Linked DNA regions of Homo sapiens: regions 1 and 3 are each linked to region 2. A link is an interaction called in ENCODE POLR2A ChIA-PET data of the cell type or tissue named here. Cell type or tissue: HepG2. All regions are shown on one strand.

Region 1 (8,000 bases), 110 kb after region 2:
AACTGTCGTGCTGGTGGGAGTGTAGCAGTAAGGGCGACCAGAGGTCACTGTCATCACCATCTTGGTTTTGGTGGGTGGGTTTTGGGTGGCTTCTTTCTGCAACCTATTTTATCAGCAAGGTCTTTATGACCTGTATCTTGTGCTGACCTCCTATCTCATCCTGTGACTTAGAATGCCTCAACTGTCTGGGAATGCAGCCCAGTAGGTCTCAGCCTCATTTTACCTAGCCCCTATTCAAGATGGAGTTGCTCTCGTTTAAATGCCTTTGACATCCTCACTGAGCATCTTCCAGATGGTTGGCAGTAATAGTGTTTCTAGTCATTAGTATTCTTTCCAACAATAAATTTCAGATGGGACCCCCATTGCGTTAAGTAACGGATGCACACATTTTTGTTCTGCCATGGTAAATAGCTCCTTCTGCCTCCTCACTCACTCTTCCTGTAATTCCTACCTGCAGCCTGGAAGCTCCAGGCACACTTCAATTAGAGCAAGCCCAAGTAGGAGACAATGGGGAAAAACCACAGAAAATGGAGGCTCATAACCTGGCTGGGGGTGCCCCTTCACTGTAGAGGATCCTGCCTCTGGTGAAGTGCTCAGCCCTGACACTGAGGGAAAAGTCCAGGTTATTATTATAGCTCTTTGATCAGACATTTAATGAGGCCAGAATCAGAAACATACAGATTTGCAACACCTCCTCTAACTTCTGCTGATTTTGCCAGATGCCTTCTGTGGTTTTCTAGAACTGGGATTATTTTCTCTTAGTCTTAAAAACTCATAGTAAAAATCTGTCCCAGTATCTGGGACAGTCTGTGGTATATGATAGACTAACAAATATTCGTTGAATAAATGAATGAGAATTATCGCTATCCAGAATATGACATAAGTTTGGAGTAAGCTTTAAAGTTGGTGTAATGACTCTACCCAGTGAGCATGGACCCTCATCGTGTGAGGCTGACATGCTTGCTTTCCCTTGGGTTAGATCCTATGCTACAAAAATAAAGGCTCTGAGATGGAAGGGACAGACTTAACAGTTGTGGGCAAGTCTAGAAGTCAAGAAAAGCTCAGTAGCATGTCAGAATTTGGAATGAAGAAAGGGGAAGGAAGTGTGAAGAAACAAGAGGTTATTGGGAGCCTCTGCTCCCTTCACTCAAATCCTTCAGAAGTAGTTTCAATTGTATTGAGTTACAAACTTAAGGTAGTAACTTTTTTCTGAGACTTGATCTCTAGATAACTTGCACGGGCAGGGAAGTGCTGAAGATAGGAGGGCATCAGCGTGCAATCATCACAGAGGTGTACACACATGGAGCACTTCCTCTGGGGCTGGCACTTGGACTGCATTTCCCCTGCATCAGCCCCTGTGATGCCAGGCCATACCCTGCACGTTGACTTTTCCAGGGTATTCTAAAGCAATGTGATTCATACATTTATACCTCAGAATTATCTAAATAAAATACCATAGACCCATTTACATGTTACATATTACAGATGTTTTTCCAGGAATGAGTAAAACTATAAAACAGATTCACCCTCTTTTTGCAGAGTCTATCCCAAATACCAGATGTCCCACTGAATTAACTGGCCTGTAATAGCTGTGAAGTAGAGGCCAATAAGGGATCTTGATATCCATGAGGCTATCTAGACCTGTACTTGCTGCAGTTTTTGAAATACTGAAAATTTCATCCAGCCAGAGATGAAACTTGGAAACTACAGGAAGTCTCCAAGTCCCCGATGATGACATCAGCATCGTTTTATTGTCCCTGGGACGTTCAATGTCAATGGGAGGCTGAGATGCAGTGAGTGTTACGGATGGGAATCTTTGCAACAACTCTGAAAAACATTTCGACTTGGAAGACACTGAAGGGAAGCCATGGTTATGATCTTGGGGATTTCTTATTTTCTCTTCCTTTTTGGAGGCTACTTCCGGGGTTCAGTGGTAATGAATGGCTGGGTGACAAGAGCATCCAACAGACTGGTCTTAGGGCAGTGGAGGATAAACTGACTTAACAAAGAAAAGGATTTATCACATGAATATTATAGAGTGAGGCAGAATATGGCTTGACCCCTCAGCAAAAGGGCTGTTCATAAAAATGAGACACACGAAAAATGAAAGGCTAGGGGCATATTTGAGTAAGTTGTGATGAAAAACTTGATTCCATGACATACTGTCTGTGTCTCCTAGGATTTCTTTATGTTCCAAATCTCATCTTAGGAAGAAATATCCCTCATTGCACTTCTGTTAGGTTATATATTATAGCATTAGTGATCTAAGATTACCACAAAAGCTTGGCAAGTCCAAGAAATGCCTTCATGTATGTTATTACATAAACAGATGTTCAAAGAGGAGGGTTTTTCAAATTTGTTTTAATATGACACTATCCAAATTAAGAAATATGACTGGTCTTTGTTGATTTTGCTAAAATAGTTATTAACCTTGATGATATTAATCTCATGTGTACTTGGCACAGTATTAACACATAGTCTATCTAGTTACAGCCCAGTTTCATTAATTTTAATTATAGCAGAATAAACAGTGTCAATCCAAGACCCGAATGTCCATTCCAAATCACCTTAAGCTTCCTGAGTTATTTGTTTGGTTTGGTTTTTTTCCACCTTAAGACTATAATCCCATGGAACGTTTACACCAAGGTCAAGTATTTATCTATCAGGGCTTTACATTTACAAAGACTGTGACAGCAGAATGTTTGGAACATTCCCTGACCAGAAGTTCAGTGGATGAGAAAGTTGTGTGTGTGCACACACGGGCGCATACACACGCACGGACATGCACACACATGGCCACATAAACACATCTGTCATGTAAAGAAGGCAGACCATGAACAATGTTTTCACATATGTGACTCTATTGCCTTGAGAGAGAGAGACAAGCAACCATATGTCAAAATTGCTGATTCACAGTATGTCTGTGAGGTGCTACACGTGAGGGCCCCCTACAGCAGACCTTCACATCTCAGCACAAGATCCACACAGTGGAAAGGATCAAACTTGGCCAAATTGATCAAGGAACTTGAGAGAACACTGATTGAGAAGTACCTACAAAATATATATATATATGTTTCTCCTGGCCAGAAAACACTGACAGTGCATCGGTATATTTCAAGATGTGCTGTGGGAAAGGATGCCCAAGTTCTTCCTTGTGTGGCCTCACACTTACCCTCAATCAGTTTGATCCTGAAGTAGGCGATGAGGAGGAGCAGCAGCAAAGTCACGGGGAGGAAGACCCCAAAGAACAGGAACCAGCCAGGGAGCTCCCTCATGAAAGCTGACAGCACAGAGCTCATTGCCAACCACACAGACCCCACGGGGACCATGGGAGTCACACTCAGGACCAGGGCAGCTTTCCTCTGAGTCTGTACTTGTTTTCTTCTGGGGCTCCGGCCTTTGCTCAGCATGTCTCAGTGGAATTTTTTGTGGACTTTGCTCTATTTAAATAGTCTGATGAATGCTGATAGGATTGCTGGCAGGTTACTCTGTAACTCAGCTACTAATTGTAGAGGAATTGAAAGGTCCATCTTCCAAGCTCTTTCAGAGATAAGTATGTATCTGGCAGCGGGGGAATGACCTTGGGAAGCTGAGTTTTTTTGTGATAAGTTTATTTGGAATGAAAATTACCCAACCAAGCAAAACTTGTTGTTATGTATATTCTTTCTATGTATTCTCAGACACAGAAGAGTTTTCCCTGTATTTCCTAAATTTTAGAGTTAAAAATTTCTTAATAGTTATGCCACTGTACCTAAGTACTTATGTCTAGAAAAAAGTGAATGTTCCTTTATACATAGTTGATACAATTAATACCAAGGAAAGAGAAACAAGGCTTTTCCCACAAGTAGAAATTCTTCCTCATATATCCTACTCAGAATACTTCTCTGAGAAGTGCATTGGTTTATTCATTTATTCAACAAACATTTAATTCTACTAGAACCCAACTTCTGAACTAGATGCTGGGTATACAAAGAAGAGTAAGTCATGGCCCCTGGCCTTTAAGAGTGGAGATAGACAAACAGAGAATGGCCACAGTGTCCGTGGCGGAGTGGCCCATGATGTAGCCCCATCTCCTTCTTCCTGAGGTACATTCGTCCTTGCTGGCTGCATGAGGTCATATACTCTCCTCTGCTCTACTGGGCCTTTCCTGTGGTCCACCATTCGCAGTTAGAAGGTGGCCTCTCATTGATAGTGGTATGGGTTGTGTGGTAACTCCAGAGTTTCTGGGAAAAGAAAGGGCAATCAATGGACCAATGTCAAAGTTGACATTGACTTGTTGACTATGTTGAGTTGTCATTGACTGCTTTAGTGAAAAATTTCCAAAAATATTGGTCTAAAAATGAAAACTGACTAAAAGAGTCATATTCAAAAGATGCCCTGGAGAATTTGGAAGAATGTGGGGAAGAGAAACTGGCAGCCACCTTCTTGGGCTCATTCCTTCTGTCACACTCTAACCCTGTCCCTGGCGCCCTTTAGTGGTGGCTGGAGGAGTCTATCAAGGGCAAGCCGCTGTCAGTGCCTCCCACATTCTTGCATCAGGGACTTTGCATGGTCATGCAGTCTTAGCCCCAGCTGTAAAGTTTGCACCCTAATTTACAAAATAATAAGACTGGAGAGGGTCTCAGGGTACATGCCTGCATTCCTGATCAATGAAGAGTTAGCAACTTCTCTTTCAGAAGAGAGACATCTTAATTTCAGGAGGAACCCTTCAGAATACCTGAGTTTAAGTCAGCATTCATTTACTCACGTATTTCTCTTCTCCCACTCTGCAAACCTGTGAATGGTGTTACTGCTATTATACTTGCATGCCTTCCATTGAGATGTTTCTCTGGTGCTCTTTCAGTTTGAACAGGATGCTAATTTGTAAAGTGTCAATCTTCAAAGAACCTCTGTGAGCAAGTGACATTACCAGGGAGATGTCAGGCAGCTGTTAGGCAGACTGTTTGTCATATTCTTTCTTCCTGTTTCATTTCCATTCAGCAAGCCTTCATTGAATGCCTAAACAAAGGTAAGTTAGGGGAACAGGAAAATAAATGACAATAATGTTAGCTTCCAGATCAACATATAAACAAAGTATAGTGGAAGCACTGAAGAGAGACTGATTAATTCCAGCCATGGAATTGGGCTGGGCACAGTGGCTCATGCCTGTAATCTCAGCACTTTGGGAGGCTGAGGTGGGTGGATTGCTTGAGCTCAGGAGTTTGAGACCAGCCTGGGAAACATGGTGAAATCCTGTCTCTACAAAAGATAAAACATTAGCCAAGTGCCGTGGCATACACCTGTAGTCCTAGCTACTCGGGAGGCTGAGGTGGGAGGATTGCTTGAGCCTGGGGAGGTCAAGGCTGCAGTGAGCCATGATCGTGCCACTGCACTCCACAGCCTGGGTGACAGAATGAGACCTGGCTAAGAAAAAAAGAAAGAGGGATATTTGAGCTGATCCTGGAAGGTGGGTAGCTGAAGAATGCCCTCCTCAAACACATGACAGGAGCGCTGGTTAGGGTTTAAGGAGGATAGGGCAGAATAATTGAGAGTAGCTGGGTGATGTGGGGTTCAGGCCAGAGAGTGTCTTACACGTTGAGGCTGGAAGAGTGGGGTGGTGTTAGAGCTATTAGACTCTGGAATGTCCTGTTATGTCCCATGCTATTTGAACAAAGGTGACCAATTAAAGGTCTTTGATCATGGAAGTACATGACCTGACCTGAGCTCAGTGGTCACTTAGGTAGGACTTTAAAGAAGGGACTGAAGAGAAGAGATCAGAATAGGCTGTCTCATCATGGTAGCAAGATATAATGAGTTTGGGATTAGAGATGGCAGAGGGAGAGAGAAGGGGACAAGAAAGCTGCAGAAATGAAACAAACAGCTGTGACACATGCAATTCAAAGATTACCACAAAGTAATCTTTGAACACTTACTATTTGTCAGGCACGATATACAACAGTTTATGTTTATAATCTTATTTAATCCTCACAGTAATCTTATGTGGAACAGACTCATAAAGATGAAGAAGCAAAGCAAAGAGAAGGTAAATGACTTGCCCAAGAAACAAATCTGATAAGTGACAAAGTTAGGACTCAAATCCAGTGCCCATGCTCTCATCCACTGTGCAATGGTTAACTGCAGAGATGGTGGTGCTGCAAACCGAGACCTCAACACATGCTGGGCAGCAGGTGTGGATGGGGGAAGATATGTCATTTTGCAGTCTTAAGTTGGAAGTGGTGTAGAGGTGTTTGATCGGAGCCTGGTAGGAATATGGAGAGGCCAAGTCTTGCCATGTAGATTTGGGATTTATTATTGTATAGATAGTAGCTGAGGTGGAAGGATGGAGAGATGCCTCAGAAAGGAGTATATATCAGAATAAAAGAGAAACCAACTACAGACCCTAAAGAATGCTCTTGTTTAAGACATAGGAGGAAGGATAAGAACCAAGAAAAAAACAGAGAAGACAGGAGGCTCTGAGAGGTGAGAAAGGAGCCTAGAGGGAATAATGTTAGGAAAATGGTGGCAAAAGAAAGTTTCAAGAAAGAGAGGAGATAAGTAGTACCATCTACAGGATCCAAGGTAATCCCGATCCACACAGAAAGTTTTGAGAACATAATTGTAAAGTTTTTCCTTTTTTTGTCTCTTTAAGTAGCTCATCTGGGGTACAATTGCATACAACGAACTGCACATATCTCAAGTGTACAATTTGATATGTTTTGACATATGGATATGCCCACAAATTCATCAACACAATCAAATGGTGAACATACCCACCACCCCCAAAGTTTTCTTGTGTCCTTTCCTATCCCTGTCCCCCACCCCTCCCACTCCCTCAATCCTCAGGCAATCACTCATTTATTATCTGTTACTGTACATTCATTTGCACTTTCTAGAATTTTATATGAATGGAGTCATGCAATATGTCTCTTTCTACCTAGCTTCCTTCACTCATCATAATTATTTGAAATTCATTCATATTGTCATATATGTCAATTTCATTGTTTTGTATTGCTGAATACCATTTCATTGTATAGATATCCATTTGTTTATTCATTCACCTGTTCGTGGACATTTGGGCTGCTTCCCATTTTAGGCTACTACAAATAAAGCTGCTATGAACATTCCTGTACTAGTCTTTATACATACATGTGCTTCCATTTCTCTTGGAGAAATACCTAGTAGAAATGCTGGATCATATGGTAAATGTATGTTGACATTTTAAGAAATTGTCAGACTGTTTTCCGAAGTGGTTATACAATTTCGTAACCCCACCAGCAGTGTATGGGAGTTCCAGTTCCTTCACATACTCAGCTTTTCTTGGTATGGTGACTCTTTTTAATTTTAGCCATTCCGATGGTGGGAAGGGATATCTCATTGTGGTTTTAGTATGTATTTCCCTAATGATGTTGAGCATCTTTTCATGTGCTTATTTAATAATTGTGTATCATATTTGGTGAAATGCCTGTTGAACTATTTTACTGATTTTTTAAAAATTGTGTTGTTGTTTTTAATTTTAAGAGTTCTTTATATATTCTAGATACAAGTCATTTATCTGACATACGACATGATTTGCAAATATTTTCTCCCAGTCTATGTCTTGTCTTTTCATTTACCTAACAATATCTTTCAAATAATGTAAGTTTTAAATTATGATGAAGTTTAAATTATGATGAACAACTTGTCAGTTTGTTATTTTACGGATTGTATTTTTCATGTCTGAGAAATCTTTGCCCAACCTAAGATCACAGGGATCTATATTTTCTTCCAGCAGTTTTATAGTTTTAGGCTTTATGTTTAGGTCTATGGTCTATTGTAAGTTAATTTTTGTGAATGATGCGAGGTAGGGGTTAAAGTTCTTTTCTTCTTTTGCAGATGGATTTTCAACTGTTTCAGCACTATTTGTTGAAAAGATTACTGTTGCTTCACTGAATTGCCTGTGCACCTTTGTCAAAAATCAGAAGTCAATAATGTGTGGGTCTATTTCTGCACTCCCTATCCTGCCTTACTGATCTAATTGTTAA
Region 2 (8,000 bases):
GCTTTTAAAAAAATTTTAGGGTTTTTAGGGCAATGAAGTTACTCTGTATGATGCTATAATACATCGTGGATACGTGTCATTGTACATTTGTCCAAACACATAGAATGCAGGACACCAAGAGTGAACCCTGACATAAACTGTGGACTTTGGGTGATAACGACATGTCAGTGGAGGTTCACCAGTTGTAACAAATGTACCCACTGTGTGGGATGTTGGTAATTATCCCAATGGGGGAGGTTATGCATGTGTGAAAGCAGGGAATATATGGAAAACTTCTGTACCTTATGCGCAATTTTGCTGCGAACCTAAAACTGGTCTAAATAAAAAGTTACAGATGCCCAGGTTCTTCTTTTGTAGATTCTAATTCAGCGGGTCTGATGCCGGCTGGAGCATTTGTGCAGCCAGAGTTAAGAACTGCTTTGAGAGGCCTCACGTTAAGACTGTAGGAGGTCTTACTAAGTGCATGTTTGGGTTCCTTTACTTCACAGCTGTTTGCTAACTAATCGATAGCTGAATTTGGTTATGATTTGTTTTGAGCAATGCCTAGGACATAGTAAGGGCTTGATAAATATTAACTCTAATTGTTATTATATTTTAAAATCCTGATTATATATTTTTCTCAGGATTTTACCAGCTTTCTTAAATTTCTGATGAAAATACTTAAGTCGTATGCCTTGGATAAATTTCTAGTATTCTTGTATTTTATCACTATTTGGCTTAGAAGGGCCTTAATGTAAACGTATGCCACTTATATATTTGCAATGTCTTTGTAATTTAAATAACTTGGTTAGACTGAAAAATTAAACCCTATTTAGTACTTTTACAAGTAAGAAAAACCCCACAAGATTTAAAAATAGTATATTTTATCTTGTAATTTTGAATAAACCAATCCCTAGTGTCCAAGGACTTACCCTTCTGTTGGAGGGTCAGAAGAGAGACATTGGCTATAACCAGTTGTGTTACAAAAATGTAGAATGTCAAAGGTGAACTTATTTCCCACTGAAATAAACTCTAAGAGTAGAAATATTTGTTTTTTGCAGATAAGAAGTTGCAAATTTAGCAGGCTATTTAGCAGCTGTTTACTTAGAGCAAATGAAGATTTAGATAATTCTTCCTCATAAGCTAGAATACTATTCCATTAAACTTTTATTACCAAAGGAAGGCATTTATGGAATGCCTGCAGGGCTGTATTTTATGAATGGCTGAGCAACTGACATACTAGAACTGACAGAGGTGTTTATTGTCTTGTTTAAGCAAAAAAACTTTTTTTGTATAAAATTTGTGGGTATTTACATGTCATCAAATATGGTTTTCTTAGCAAGCTTTAAGATCCATTGCTCTGGGGGCTTTTTTGAGGTTTTCTGCATCTTCATTCCAGAGGTTGGCTTTGGGTTTGTTGTGGAGCTAGAATGTAAATGTGAGGAGTGGGAATTGGTTCCTGGAATAGCCTTCTGCATACCTGTTTGGAGATAGAAGTCCTCCAAGTGGGCACACCCTAGTCTACTAGCTGATTCTTGTGTCTTGAAAACTATTGAAAATTTCTGGGCTGCAGGAGATAAAAACTACAACTGCCTAAGAAATAAATTCGTGTGTAGTTATGAATGAGATATTAAAAGGTTGATATTGTTTAAAACTAAAAATTAGCATTTATTTTCTTTTTAAAAAAAGGGGCCATATCATAGACTTCAACTGTTATTGACAGTGGGTTTTTTTGTGTTAATAATGTTGGTAGCAGGATTTCAGATTTTTTTGGTGCCATTTTCCACATAGCATAAAAATGAAATATATTTTTGCATCTTGTTTAAGCTTACCGAGTTGCTTATGAGATTAATTATATGCTCAGTTAAGAATTCTGAAATATTTCAAAACCCAGCAGACTGGGGTGGAAGAACATTCCATTGAATACTGCTCTTAGACTTGATGGGCTTGGAAGCATCGTGCTCATGAAATAAGGGCCTTACTTATATAACAAGTAAGAAGGGCAAGTAAGGAGTCAAAGTATCTATGTGATTTTATTAAAGGTGAACCTGTGTGCTTATAGCTTTACTAGGATTTCCTTTTAAATGATTGCAGGTTACAGTTACTGGAGGGTATCTTTGCAGTCTGTTCTAGTCTAGTGTGTGTTTTTCTAAGCAGCAGCTTTTTAATTTTAATTTTTAGCAACTGAAACTACATTGAATGGTATTTTGTGTCATTCCTGTCAACAACACTGCAAAATTCCCCCAATATTCTGTCATAATCCTTTGAATCCTGTGGAATGGAAAAGATGTGGCAATCCTTAATGAACTGTGAGAAGTTTTCCTTTCTCCCTCCCTTCCTTTTTTTGGTTTATTCTCTAAGGAATAGTATACAAGAAAAATATGTTGTAAGAATCCAACATGTTTACGTAAATCTCTTATCTATCTTAACTGTTTACTTGTATACGTATATACAAAGTTTTCCTGATTAATGAAAATTAAGTTTGAAAAAAATTTTTCAGTTACAAAAAAAAAAAAAAAAGAAAACAAAAAGAAAGGGACGGGTGCTGTGGCTCACACCTGTAATGCCAGCACTTTGGGAGGCCAAGGTGGGAGAATTGCTTGAGCCCAGAGGTTTTAGAGACCAGCCTGGGTAAGATGATGAAACCCCATCTGCCTCTACCAAAACATTTTAAAAATTAGCCAGGCATGGTGGCATGCACCTGTAGTCTCAGATACTCAGGAGGCTGAGGCAGGAAGATCGTTTGAGCCTAGAAGTTTGAGGCTGCAGTGAGCCAGGATTGTGCCACTTCACTCCAGGCTCAGCAACAGAGCAAGACCCCATCTCTTAGAAAAGAGAAATATGTATTTATGTATATGTCTTCTATATTTATGTATCTACATGCATATGTTTGTATATTATATATAATATGTATCTTTTTTGAGTATTTGGAAAAAACGTTTTCAAACTTAATTCTTACTAATGATCAGGGAAGCTTTTCTTAAGAATCTTCCTTTACTATATCAATGTCTCATTTACTACTGGAATTATGTTTTTAACACACACACAAAATTGACCAGGGTTTCTTTTTCCTGGGGTTTGAATGAACTTTGGGAAAGAGATGTGTTGACAGCTCCCTTAGATTGGTAAGAAAATAATTATCTGATAAATCACAGCCTTGGATTTGAGACACTCTCTCTTCTTCCGTATGGTTTTATTGGATTCCCATCCTCCTCCCCCAACAATGTATCAGTTGTTGTGTTTGCTCTGTGCATACCTTTCTTTCCTTGGCCTTTTATATTTGCATAGTGTTGTTTGGAGCTAGTGCAAAATACATAGCTTCAGGGCTGTAATGTATAGATTGCATTGTGCGCTTCCCATCATCGTCTCCTCAGCACACAATAACTGCAGTGTGGAGGGCCCTACACGGAGACAGTGATGGTGTTTATAAAACGCCAGTGGTGTGTGGCATTCACTACAATCTGCCGGGTAAGCAGTTGCACAAATTCCTCCAAGTTGAGAGGCCTCCAGAAATGTCATGTTTTGGCCTCAGTGTTGAATGCCACAAATAACAGCACAGGCATGGGGGACTTTGCTCAGCCTCTCAGATTCCAGCCTGCCTTCCTTGGGCTGCATCTGCAGTAGATTTCATTTACTCTTTTTCTTTTTAAATGAAAGTTCCCAAAAGCTAGCATTCTAATTTTTGAATAATGTATTTTGAGCCCATCCAAATTGTCTTGTTTTGTCTCTCTTTTGTGGGTATCTATAATATATAGGTTTTTAAAAAAACTAAAACTCTGATACCTGGAAAGTAGACCAAAGGGCTTTTTTTGTTTATTGTTTTAAAGTTTTCAACCCGTTAACTTTATATTGCTAGTGAGTGGTATAAGTAGGGTTAGGGAGAGGCAGACAGACGAAAAATAGATAGCTAAGCTTGTTGATATTTAATATAGAAAGTTATATTCAAAATATTTCTTTTTGAAGTGTATTTGGCAAGTTTTATTAACAGTTGCATGGTTTTTATTGTTTAATAAACTTGATATCATATTATTAGAATAGAGATTGACTCGGATTGTACTTTATGAAGATTCTACTGTAAGAACAGAAACAAAGCAAAGGCATGCTTCAGATAGCAAGAAGAAATGACAGCGAAAGTGATGTCTTAGTGGAGGAATGTGCAAGACTAGGAAACCCCCTGTCCTTTCTGCATAAAGATGAGGTATGGCCTACTCTTAAGAGGAAGGGGCAGATTGGCTTTTTCCCTCTAGTTCCCAAAATGTATTTGGAAATGCCCTAGTTTACTAAGGAAGAGTATAAGCATAATGTAGAATTGTGAAAATGAAGTGTTGGTCTGTGCTGGTCTTCTCCCAGAAACTAGTTGGCAGTGTGTGTTTGGTTTAGGTCCTTGAACATTATGGGTTGGTAGTCCATCAGCTAGGTAAGGAAGATTGTGTAAGAAACCAGCAGGCCTGAATTCTAGACTCAACTCTGCCAACTTTTTGACTGGCCTTATGGCATTGAGCCGTTCCATCAGCAGCTATCTTTTGGCCTACTAGTCAGCTAATTACTCAGTAGGAGGCATTGAAGTAAGATGTCCTCTTTCTTAAAGAACTCAGTATCTGAAAGTAATAAGTATCAAAAGGAGTAGAATAGAAGAATAAGTGCCATAGATGTGAATAATGCTCTTGAAGGAGAATGATGCAATATTGAGAGATTGGAACAGGCTTCATAGGGAAGGATATTTTGGAGATTTGTATACAAGTAGAGGTAGTTTTGACACTTGTAAATAAATCAGAGGAAAAAAATTAGAATATGTCTTGATAAGTCAGTAAGTGGTTCTCTTTATCTGGGGCAATACCCCAAAATTGCTGTGACAACTAATGAAGCAACTACGTGTACTGGTATCTTAGGTGAAAGTTATGAAGCAAAATTATGTGTATATTTTGCTTGGTTAACAAATGTATATTTGTAGTCCTTTTTATACAGTAGAATTCAAGTTGTTGATTTTTTTTTTTTTAAAAGCAATGTTAATGGAAGAAAATTACTTTCCTGGATAGAAGTGTGGAATATTAGTGTATATTAAGAGCATACATAATAATTTAATTATTTTAAAAGAAATTCAGAAATCAGACTGAAAAATTAGATAAACTTTCTATAACCTTATTTTTCTTATTTGTGAAATAAGAAAGTTTGATTAGATAATGGAAAACTTTAAAATCATATTTAAAATCAATTATTATTTTAGAGCAGCTCAAAAAGGTCTTGTAATTTCAGCTGGCTTTAATGAATCCATGTAATAAGCCAAACATTTTATTGATCACTTTAAACATACTTCATTTAATTATCTCATCACCATTATAAGGTGGGTACTTTTAAAGAGCGGAACTGAGGCATAGAGAAGTTACGTAACTTACTGTGGTTACAGAGCTGTTAAGAGTAGGGCTGGGGGTCAAGCCCAGGACACTGTGATTATACTGCAGTACTTTTCTTCCGTATTGTTAAGAATTGGTGATTCTCAAGAAAGATGGAACATACCAGAATCTCGGGGGAAAGGAAGAACTATTTTGAGGAACAATTTCAACTTACATGCCCCTGTACATTTTTATGTGCTACCATTATGCATTGTGCCTTGGTTCTTCACCCCCACCCCAAAGAGAATTATTATTTATGGAATGTGTTGTGAACAGTGTGAAGACAAAGTTGTGAGCCACTAGATGGTGTTGCTGTCTGAGCCGACCCAATCGAGTTTGATTGAACATTAGTGCTATAAATGTTATAACTTGGAACATTCATATGTAGCATTTAATATGTGTCACCTGATAATCTGATGCTTTTTAGAATATAAGAAGAAATGTACTACTTATTTTGTTTGCCTTTTTGAATAAGCCTCCAAAGCACATCTGTTTTAGGTTTCTTAGGAGTGACTTTTCTGTGTTTTTTTGTTACAATTTTCCTTCTCAGTCCTTCTTTTTATTCCCTAGCTTATGTTTCATTCCCTCTTGTCTTGATGACTTTATTATAGCTATTTAAAAAAATAATGCGTGTTAGAACCTTTTATATGTTGAGTATAAATAATAAATTAGTAGAATAAAATCATTGTAGATTAATAAATTTTATTAATTTTGCTAGGGATTCATTGAGCTTTCTTAATTTGAAGTTTTATAGCGTTGTTTCTTTTAATATTGCCTTTCCCTTATTCTCTCTCATCTCCATCTAGGACTCTGATGAGATATTTGTAGACCCCTCATTCTGTTCTCCATGTCTGTGAAGTTCTTTCATATTGTCCTTCCCTTTGTCTTTCTCAGCCACATTCTGGATAGTTTTTTTCAGATCTATCTTCCAGTTCACTGGTTTTCTCTTCAGCTTTGTCATATCCTGTCCATTTGGATTATAATTTAGTTACTATAGTTTTCATTTCTAGGTGTTTTATTTGATTATTTTCAAAACCTGCTTTTTCATATTCACTTTTTCCTTAGTCATATTTTAAAATATTTCTTATAAACACATAAAACATATATATTTTGTGTTTTGTTCTTGATAATTCTACTATGTGCAGTCTCTGAAGATCTGATTCTGATACTGTGTCTCTCAATAATGGTGTCTGGTTTCCTTGTCGTTTTGTGATTTTTAATGTATGTTTTTTGAGATTTTTGTCTATGAGAATTTCTTGCTTCTCCCAGGCAGCTGGGCATATCTAATCTTGGACCAGTTTAAACTGGATTATCTTTTGGCATTTTTGAATCAAACAGATGTGAATACCAGTGTCTACATCTGCGTTAGAGTCAGATGGTGGTACAGGTTGAGTATCTTTTATCTGAAATGCTTGGGACCAGAAATATTTTGTATTTCAAGTTTTTTCAGATTTTGTAATACTTGAGCACTCCAAATCAAGAAATTGGAAATCCGAAATGCTCCAATGAGCATTTTCTTTGAGCATAATGTTGGCGTTAAAAAACTTTTGGATTTTGGAGCATTTCATATTTTGGGTTTTTGGATTTGGGATGCTCAACCTGTAATTCTTTCCTACCTCATTTAGTGAGGTGTGGTCTTTAAAACAAAAATTCTGTTGTAGAATACATTAGTAAATGTTGTATTAAAAAATAGTGGGCTCTTTTGCTAAATAGTTTTGGGAAACATCAGGTTTCCCAAGTGAAAGGAATAATGGGAAACAGGGTTTTTGCATTGCAGGACTCCTCAGGGTGTCTGTTATACAAATAGGTGTTTTGGTGCTCAGTAATCATATGCAACAAGGAGAATTTTTCTTGTCTCACTCTGCTGCTCTTTTTGGGAATGAGTGGTGTATATAACTCATGGGATGAGTGGGACCAGTGGAAAATAACTTTGGCAAATATAGGTTGGCCTCGTGATACCTTTGGCTTCTGCTAATTGCCTTCTCGCTGTCTTTCCTACTGTTTATACCACTTTATGACTGTGCGTGTATGTGTGTGTGTGTGTGTGTGTGTGTGTGTGTGTGTGTGTGACTGTCTGTCTTGTATTTAATCTCCCTGAGGGAAGTCGTGATTCTATCTGCTATTCCTCATCCCCAGAGCAAAAGATTGTTGTTGTGCAGAGCTCTTGTATCAGGCTATCTTGTAGGCTACTGGTCACTTTTCTTTGAGCCAATTGGGCCAGGTACCTAATTATGTCCAAATTGGTAGATACATAATGCTTTATTTTTGGCTTCCCATTCATTCTCTTTCTCTGCCAGTTGCATATAAATTTCCTGAGACCATGTTTGTCGTGCTCATCATTGATTCCCTGGTATCTTAACATAGGAACTGACACATATGGGTCAATAAAGATTGAGTGCTAGCTTGGCAAGTCCTCACAGTCATCTGAGAGTCGGACAGGGTAACCAGCAGTCATATCGCATGGCTTGTTTATTCTGGATGGCTTCCTTTTTTCATTTTACTGTATCCTCCAGTATCTTTTGAACAGAAATTCACTCAGTCTCTATAAACATCCGAAGTAAAAAGTAAGCTCTATAAACATCCAAAGTAAAAAGTAAGTTATTTTGAATATCTGTTTTCTCTACCTCAAAA
Region 3 (8,000 bases), 110 kb before region 2:
TTCTTCCTTGACAGTTAGAAGTAGAAGGATAAAAGTGAGAAGATGTGAAATCAGAAAGCAACCAATTTATGTGGGAAATTAAATAAATGTGTTCTATAGTGATCCTTTGAAGGATTTTGTAATCATTTGTTTTTACTACTTATTGTGGAAATTTTTCTATGTATAAATAAAGAGGGCAGAATAATACCATCCATTTCCTCACCACCTTGTTTTTCCCCTAATGTTTAGTGCATTAAGAGATGGGGATGAAGTCACACTGCTATTCACTGGAATCTTCTTTATTATTTCATTTGTTGTATCAGGCTTGTAGTGTAGGTTTTACATCTTTTTCTTTCTTTTGTTAATGCTAGTAAATCTTTTGCTAGTTTTTATTTTAAGGTCTTTTGGCTGGTACTCATTTTGCTAGGTATTAGATGAAGATTCTATGATGAGGTGAAGATGCTGGGATTAGGGGTCATTCCCTGCATTCTTACTGAGTTTCTTTTTAAAAAAATACTTTTTATAATGGAGGTGTATGCAAACATAGAGTAGAATAATGAATCCCCACGTACCCGCCTTCCAACTAATTACTCCCATATGGCCAGTTTTCATCTGTGGACCTTCCAAACCCATGTTCCCCATTCCATGCTGGATTGTCTTAAAGCACAGTTTATCACTTCATTCACTCTTTTTAAAATAGGTCTGTGATGAGTAAGCATTAAACAAAATGAAAACCACAATACTGTTGTTACATCTAAAAAACTTACTTTCTTAAATTATCAAATATTCAATGTGTGTTCATATTTATCCAGTTGTTTCATAAATGCTTCTATAGTTAAAGTTAGAATCCAGATAAGATCTATATTATGTTTGGTTTATATGTCTCTTGAACACAGTATCTTAATATGTACTTTGTTTCTCTTCTTTTTCTTTCAGTTTATTTGTTGAAACTGTGTTGTTTTTTCTATATTCAATTGATTTGTTGAAACTCTATTGTTTGCTCTATAGAGTTTCCCACATTCTGGAATTTGTTGATTGCATCCCTGCCTGTGGTGCTGTTTAGTATGTTTCTCCCTTCTGAATTTCCTATAAATTGGTAGTAGATCTGGGGCTTACTCAGATTCAAGATTAATTGGGAGTTAGGAGTATAGAATCCTTCCTAGTTATCAGTGTATATTTCTTACTGCTTCCTATCAAGTGATACAATATAGGATTAGTTTTCTTTTTGGCATGAAGATTGATCAGTGAGCTCAGGTGTTTCTAGCTGGACTGATCCATCCATCAGTCTGATGGGAAAAGCTTGATTTCCCATTAAGCTTTTTTGCCTAATGGTTTTTAACAGCCATCGGTGATTATTGCCTAGATACATTATTTCCTTACATTAACTTTTTCCCATATGTTTTTTCCTGAAGTAATTTAAATTATGAAACATCACATTTCAGCCCTAACTTTTTTGTTATGTATTTGTAAAAAACATGGACAGTTTCCCGTTTAACCAGCACACTATTATATCAGTTGACAGTAGTTCTCTAATATTTTCTAATATCTGTGCTATGTTAAAGTCTCTCCAGTCATTCCCGTGATGTCTTGTATAGTGTGTTTGGCAAACTGGGATCCTGCCAAGGATTGCATTTAATTATGGTTATGTCACTTAAGTCACTTACAATCTAAAATAGTTCTTCTCCTTCCTTTTTCATTCCCTTTTCATGACGGTGAACTGTTGGAGAGATGCAAGATGTTACAGGTCTTGGAGAATCTTTGTTTTTCTTGGTTGGCTTAATTGTTTCTATGTGAGGGTATTTAATTCATTCGTCTAAACTCTGTATTTTCTGTAAGTAGAATTTAGATCTAAATTCTTGATTAGATTCAGAACAAACATTTTTGGTAAGGGTATTTTCATAGCCAATTTTGTATGGTTTACATTGCTTCATATCAGGCACCACATAATGCAGTTATCTCACTATTAGTGAAGCTAAGATTGAGTAAGGTGATGACAGATCTCCCTGTTGTAAAATTATAGTTTTCCCTTTGATACTGGCATATAATCTGGGAGGAGTGAGATGTTGGTACCATACAAATAGTTAGTTCCTTGACGTCTTTGACATAATAGTGTTAGTATCCATTGGTGATTTTACCTGAATCAGTTATCTCTTTGGGAATAGCAAAATGGTGATAAAATGGGATTTTTAAAGAATTGTGGTAAAATACACATACCTAAAATTAACCATTTTAGCCTTTTTTATGTGGAGACAGAGTCTCGTTCTGTTGCCCAGGCTGGAGTGCAGTGGCGCAATCCCGGCTCACTGCAACCTCTGCCTTCTGGTTTCAAGCGATTCTCATGCCTCAGCCTCCCAAGCAGCTGGGATTACAGGTGCGCACCTCCACGCCTGACTAATTCATTGTATTTTTAGTAGAGATGGGGTTTCGCCATGTTGGCCAGGCTGGTCTCGAATCCCTGGCCTCAGGTGATCTGCCTGCCTTGGCCACCCAAAGTGCTGGAATTGCAGGTGTGAGCCACTGCACCCGGCCACCATCTTGGCCATTTTTAAGTATATAGTTTAGTAGGGGTAAACCCATTCACATTGTTGTGCAACCAGTCTCTAGAACTCTTGCAACGTTAACACTCTATACCCTAAAATGGAATTTTTAAGTTTTATTATTTCTTCAATTTCATTAGGTTGCAATTTTCTGAGCAAAATAGCTTTCCCTCATTAATGTGGGCTATTTGATTACTGTGAAATACAGCCTTTTATTTGAAATGCAGGATAAATACTTAATTTTCCCCTTTATCAAATTTCAGAATAAGCTCTTGGTATAATAGTTACCTCAAGTTTTTTTTTTTTGGTTGTGTTTCTCTTTTTGAGTATCATTTTTGACTTAAGGATTTTTATATATTCAGTGTTTCAGTCAATTACAGGCATTCTTTTTGATGTTCAGATTGTCCCAACTTTGGCCATCCTCTTCAAACTGGCTCCTGTATCCTTTTGACACAACCTTGTCAGGCCTTGGAAGCAAGGAGTATGTTTATTTAAAGGCAATAATATTTCTTTTGGGGAATAACATCAAATCTCCATTGACCGTGGCACAGAAAGCATTTACATTATAGGAAAGTGCTACAGAGCACGGTGAAACCTTGATACTGAGGCCCTAATTCAGCAAATGGAAAAACAGGGTAAAGTTAGATGATCTCTAAGGCCTCTGGTCTGTGATCTTTTACTACCTATAAAACTGTTTCGCTATTTGGTTATTTTTGGAACAAAATATTTCAAGGGTTTGCGTGTTGTTAAATTTTGTGTTAAACAGCATCTTCATTACTTTCTTCCTATTCTGATAGTTTCCTGGGCCATGGATTAAAGGATTGGAAATTTGGAAATGTAGGAGTTCCCACGTATTTTACAGTTACAAAGTCCATACCCAGAGGAAGTGAGAAGGGGTTTGCGTCCTAACCTTTGCCTTTTATTCCAACATAACATAGCTAAACATTCTGTTGAGAGAAGGTCAACCTTGTAATGCTGGATCAATAAGCTGCTGTCTTGTTTCCTGCAGACAGCTTTATTTCCTCTGGTTTGGGTAAACAGATGAGGTTTCATCGAGAGTTTAAATGTATAACTGAATTTGTGAAGAACCGTTTTCTAATGGAATAACATAATACTTATATCATGTTTCTAAGCCTCTGGGAAGTCACTGTCTGACACTTAAAAAAAAATGTTGGTTTTGTAAATTGACTTTTCTTTTCTTAATGTAGAGTTTAATGTGGAAAATGGTCACTCTTTTCAGTTTTGTAAGTTTTTTCCCCAGAATAAATGTGGCTCAGTTTTATCCTTATGCTCCCAGTAGTCACTATCATGACTCTTTTGTTAGGCATTAAATACGAATTGCCAGTTTGAAATACTTTGAACACTTACTGAATGTTGGGCAGCAGTACAAATAATACAGCTGCATACCATATTAATAAAAACAAAATGCTGTGCCTTGAAAAACCATTTCTTCTCTAAGAATGAAAGAAGTATTATGGAATTCTGTGTTTATTTACCAGTGACTTACATTTTGGAGTAAATAAAAGGTTATACTGTATTTTAGTTAAAAGTATTCCTTTTCAGTGTTAGGAGGCATGGTTGATTTGTGAAATAACTTTACAAGATTATTTTTATAACTATAAGTAGACCATTACTTATTTTTAAAGAACCAGCATTTAAAAAATGTGTGAAATTGCTTTAACTGTGAATACTGTTATATCTAGTAAATAAAGTTATTCTATGAATTTTCCAGATGGTGATAGCAACTAGAATAATTTGATTCATCATTTCTGTCTCATTCATGATATTAATGAATTGTGAATAAGTACAATTAAAATCTGCACTGGATTGTCCCATATAAGACTCTACAGGCTTGGTGTTTCTTAAATGAGAAATATCAGTATATATTTTTAGAGAAGTAGTTATTTTCTGCATCACTGTATGAAGGATTTAAGGCATTGAATAGGGAATAACTATGATAAATTGCTTAAAATTTTATTATATTGCTTAAATTGCTTATATTTCTTTTTTATTTTGAAGGTACCTGGCCTTCAAAACAAATCAAGCTGAAATACATTAAAAATAAAAAGAAATATAAAAATGAAGATCCACATACGTGTTTATTGATACTGTTTATGTGTATTTTTGTATGTATATACACAAGAAACATTTTTAAAGGACATAATGCTTGATAAATCTCTCTTTTCTGAAATGTCTACTGTAAATTTTTGCAGATTTTTTCCACCTTGAATATAATCCTTAAATGTTTTAGGTTTTTAGGGCTGGGTGCGATGGCTCATGCCTGTAATCCTAGCAGTTTTGGAGGCTGAGCTGTGCAAATCACTTGAGCTCAAGAGTTTGAGACCAGCTTGGCCAAGATGGTGAAACCCTGTCACTACAAAAATGAGAAAAACTAGTCAGGCGTGGTGACGCATGCCTGTTGTCCCAGCTACTCTGGAGGCTGAGGCAGGAGAATCGCTTGAGCCCAGGAAGTGGAGGTTGCAGTGAGCCAAGGTTGCACCAGTGCACACCAGCCTGTGCAACAGAGTGAGACTTCATCTTAAAAAAAAAAAAAAAAAAAAATTTTAGGTTTTCAAAGTATAAAGATGAATAACATTTTTGAAAAAAAAATTACCATAATTATAGCTGAGACTAATTTTTTCAGTTTTATTTTCTTAAAGCATTTTATAAGCATTTATATGCTTTAGAGCCACTTTTTTTCAAACCCTGGGCCCTGTGTAAGTGAGTCATATCATCTAAGGCACAGCTCATATGTCAGCTTTTCTAAGTCTTTTCTAACTCCCACAAGTAGCGTTAATACCTCTGTCTTTTGTGGCACTTACCAGGTTGGATTTTGAAATCCTTAAAATGTCAGTTTTCTCCGCTTATATAAATTTTTCCAGGGCAGCAGCCCTAATTTATTCATGTATTCCCAATGATCGGCATATACTAAGCTTAGCGTTCTGTAGATGCTTGTGGAATGATGAAAACCGGTAAATGAAATGAAAGTTGTAATAAAGTTCAGATTGTTTAATAGTTTGCTTGTTTTGGAATAAGCAAATACATTAGCTGCCTTTGGCAATATTTTTATTGTACAGAAATTTCTGAAGTGCTAATCGTAATGTGAATTGGCTTATAGTTGAATTTGAGACAGATTCTTCAATGGAGAAGGTGGAGGAGATCAGCTCACAACTTCTGCTTTGCAACCTAAGAGCGACTTACCCAACCATACCTCTTTCCTGCCCCTCTCAGTGGAAAAGATGGCCTTGTTTCAGTCTGTGCATAAGTACGCTTATCCTGGCTGTGCCCTAGAATTCTGTCTCATCACTTCTGGCCTATTCTCAGATGTCCTATTAGTTAACCCATAACTGTTTTTTTCTCCTTTGTTTAGGCAATGGTATTCAACCCTGGCTTGTACAATAGAAACATTTGGGGATCTTAAAAAAAACCTGGGCCTCAATCCAGATAAATTGTATCAGAATCTTAGAATCATAGTTGGAGGAGATAAAAGTTATTTTATGAAGGAATTGAGACCTAGAGACTTTAGGGGACTTTTCTAAGCTAATGCTTCTAATTAGTTTAAAAACTTGAGGCAAGAACTGTGGTTGCCATTCCCATCCCATTGTCCCAGAATCATTGAATCCCATTCGTTTGATTTCTCCTTGGTTTTCATCCTCTTACTCTTCCTTTTCCCAGTTTATTCTACTCTTTATGCTGTTTTTTTATTACATCCGTCTTCTGCTCTTTAAGATGCTATTATTGTTTTATTATGCCACTCTCTTGCTCAGTAACCTCTAGTAGCTCCTTTCTACCTATGGTGGAGGTAAAAATGAGCAGTTCATGTTTTCTCCTCCCTTTTCCCCCATTGGATCTTATGCTGTAGCTAGGGGATCGTTTCCTGACTTCTATACAGCTATATATTTTTGAGAATTTTACAACATTCCATAAACTGTACCTGGAATTCCTTCCTCCTTTCACTTTGCCTACCTGGTTCCTACACCAAATAACAGAATGTTAGCTCTGGAAGATTATAATCATCCTTTAAGTCAGTTTTTGAAATTACAAATAGAAAAATTGAGACCCTGAAATTTTAAATGATTCCCCACTGCCCATCACCCAGGTCACAAAGCAAATTAGCCTCAGATCCAGGTTATAACTAATGTCTCTCTGTTCACTTTTCACTTTGAAGATGTAACTGAGATTTGACCGTTTCTCTCAAACCTTCTCTAATCAACTTAGAGGGTCTATTCTGGCCTCCAAACTTTGGTGCCATTTTTTAAATCATGGGAGCATTTGTGCTTTCTCTTGTAGTAATAATTAGCAGTGACATTGCTAACCTCTCACTTCTGAACTCTGGACTGTTAAGCATATTGCTTATCTCATTTAACCTCACAAGCACACATAGATATTGTTATCCACATTATAGAAGTAAGGAAGCTGAAATTTAGAGAGGTAAAGTCTTAAAGGGTCAAAGTTTACATTTGAATCCAGGTCTATCTGGTCACAGAACTGGACTCAATACCCTGTATTGTAATCTTTTACACAGAAAGTTTGAAATGTAAGGCTCTGGATAACAATAAATAGGTCACTAAATGTCTTTAAATTTTCTACTACATCATCCCAGAAGAGCTCAGTAAATATTTATTGACTTCAGTTGGAAAGATCATAACTTTTGACTGCATCTTGAAGGTAAAGGTGTTGGTGTATGTCAGGGAAGGAAGCAGAAGAGGAGATGGGAAGTACAAGAGTAGGACTACATTTAGGCTCTAGATCTAGGAAGAAGGCAAAGGTGTGGAGGTGATTGAAGTTTCTTTGGAATGATATGGACAGCAGAGGTTCATAACTGTTCTCATTTGCTGGTGGTAACCCAATATTACATATTGATTCACCTGTAAGAGTTTGCGATAGCATCTCAGTTGCCATTGTCATTGCTGGCTTTGCTCACTGTTGTATTTGGCATTTCCTTCCTTAAGTAGTCCTGAAACTGTCTCACAACAAGAGTATTAACAAATACCTTTCCGTGTAAGATTGGTTGTTTTAGCCAACAGAGGTCTCGGATGCTTTTCTTAGGTAGGATCTTGAACTTTGTCTTCTTAACTAAGAGCTCCCAAACTGGTAGCATGCTTAAGCTGTGCAAGTCATTTTCTTGTGGATGTGGGATGTGTGAATGATTGTCCTTTTGTAGTCAGGCAGTTAGGTGTGAAGAATCTTTTCTCCCTTCTTCTGCGTGTTAGGAAAGTGAAACCCTTAAGCTGTTTAAGTATATTGATTTTGCATTTTTCTAGGATTTAAGTTTAGTCTTGTTTGTTCTTTTGAACTAACCCCTGTAGGATATTGTGCCAGCTTAATTCTTTAGTGATCACAGGAATATGGGAATGAACCCAACCTTCAGATAGATTCAGGAGTTGTAGGGTGATCTTTCAAGTATAGTTTTCAGGACATTTCAATAACCTTTTTTAAAATGAATGCCATTACTTGAAAGCGAGGATAAGTGACATGTTCAAG

Evidence for each region. ChIA-PET counts read pairs that join two places held together with the same protein. Peaks named below come from ENCODE experiments on the same cell type or tissue, not always from the same donor. Only the 100,000 strongest peaks of a DNase experiment are listed, where the experiment ranks them.
Region 1: POLR2A ChIA-PET joins it to region 2 with 6 read pairs; 1 of 35 experiments calls an interaction of 5 or more read pairs at or near these places.
Region 3: POLR2A ChIA-PET joins it to region 2 with 6 read pairs; 3 of 35 experiments call an interaction of 5 or more read pairs at or near these places.

Annotation. Positions count from the first base shown.
Region 1 is chr6:130,822,824-130,830,823 of GRCh38, reverse strand. SMLR1 (small leucine rich protein 1) reads right to left here and starts at 3,418. Exons shown (of 2, transcript NM_001195597.2): 1 at 3,173-3,418. The coding sequence starts at 3,410. RefSeq lists an enhancer at 4,381-4,675. In HepG2, CTCF peaks have their summits at 2,976 and 4,487 (motif pointing left); DNase peaks (open chromatin) are centred at 2,943, 3,453, 5,663 and 7,903; H3K4me3 peaks cover 3,678 bases.
Region 2 is chr6:130,929,296-130,937,295 of GRCh38, reverse strand. The region is part of intron 3 of EPB41L2 (erythrocyte membrane protein band 4.1 like 2); the gene reads left to right. Among named protein-coding and RNA genes, the nearest start is that of SMLR1, 110 kb to the right of the region's middle. RefSeq lists an enhancer at 5,639-5,808 and a silencer at 7,793-8,000. In HepG2, no CTCF peak of the experiment used is centred here; DNase peaks (open chromatin) are centred at 165, 2,235 and 3,375; H3K4me3 peaks cover 958 bases.
Region 3 is chr6:131,034,664-131,042,663 of GRCh38, reverse strand. All of the region lies in intron 1 of EPB41L2 (erythrocyte membrane protein band 4.1 like 2), which reads left to right. Among named protein-coding and RNA genes, the nearest start is that of EPB41L2, 25 kb to the left of the region's middle. In HepG2, no CTCF peak of the experiment used is centred here; a DNase peak (open chromatin) is centred at 3,473; H3K4me3 peaks cover 590 bases.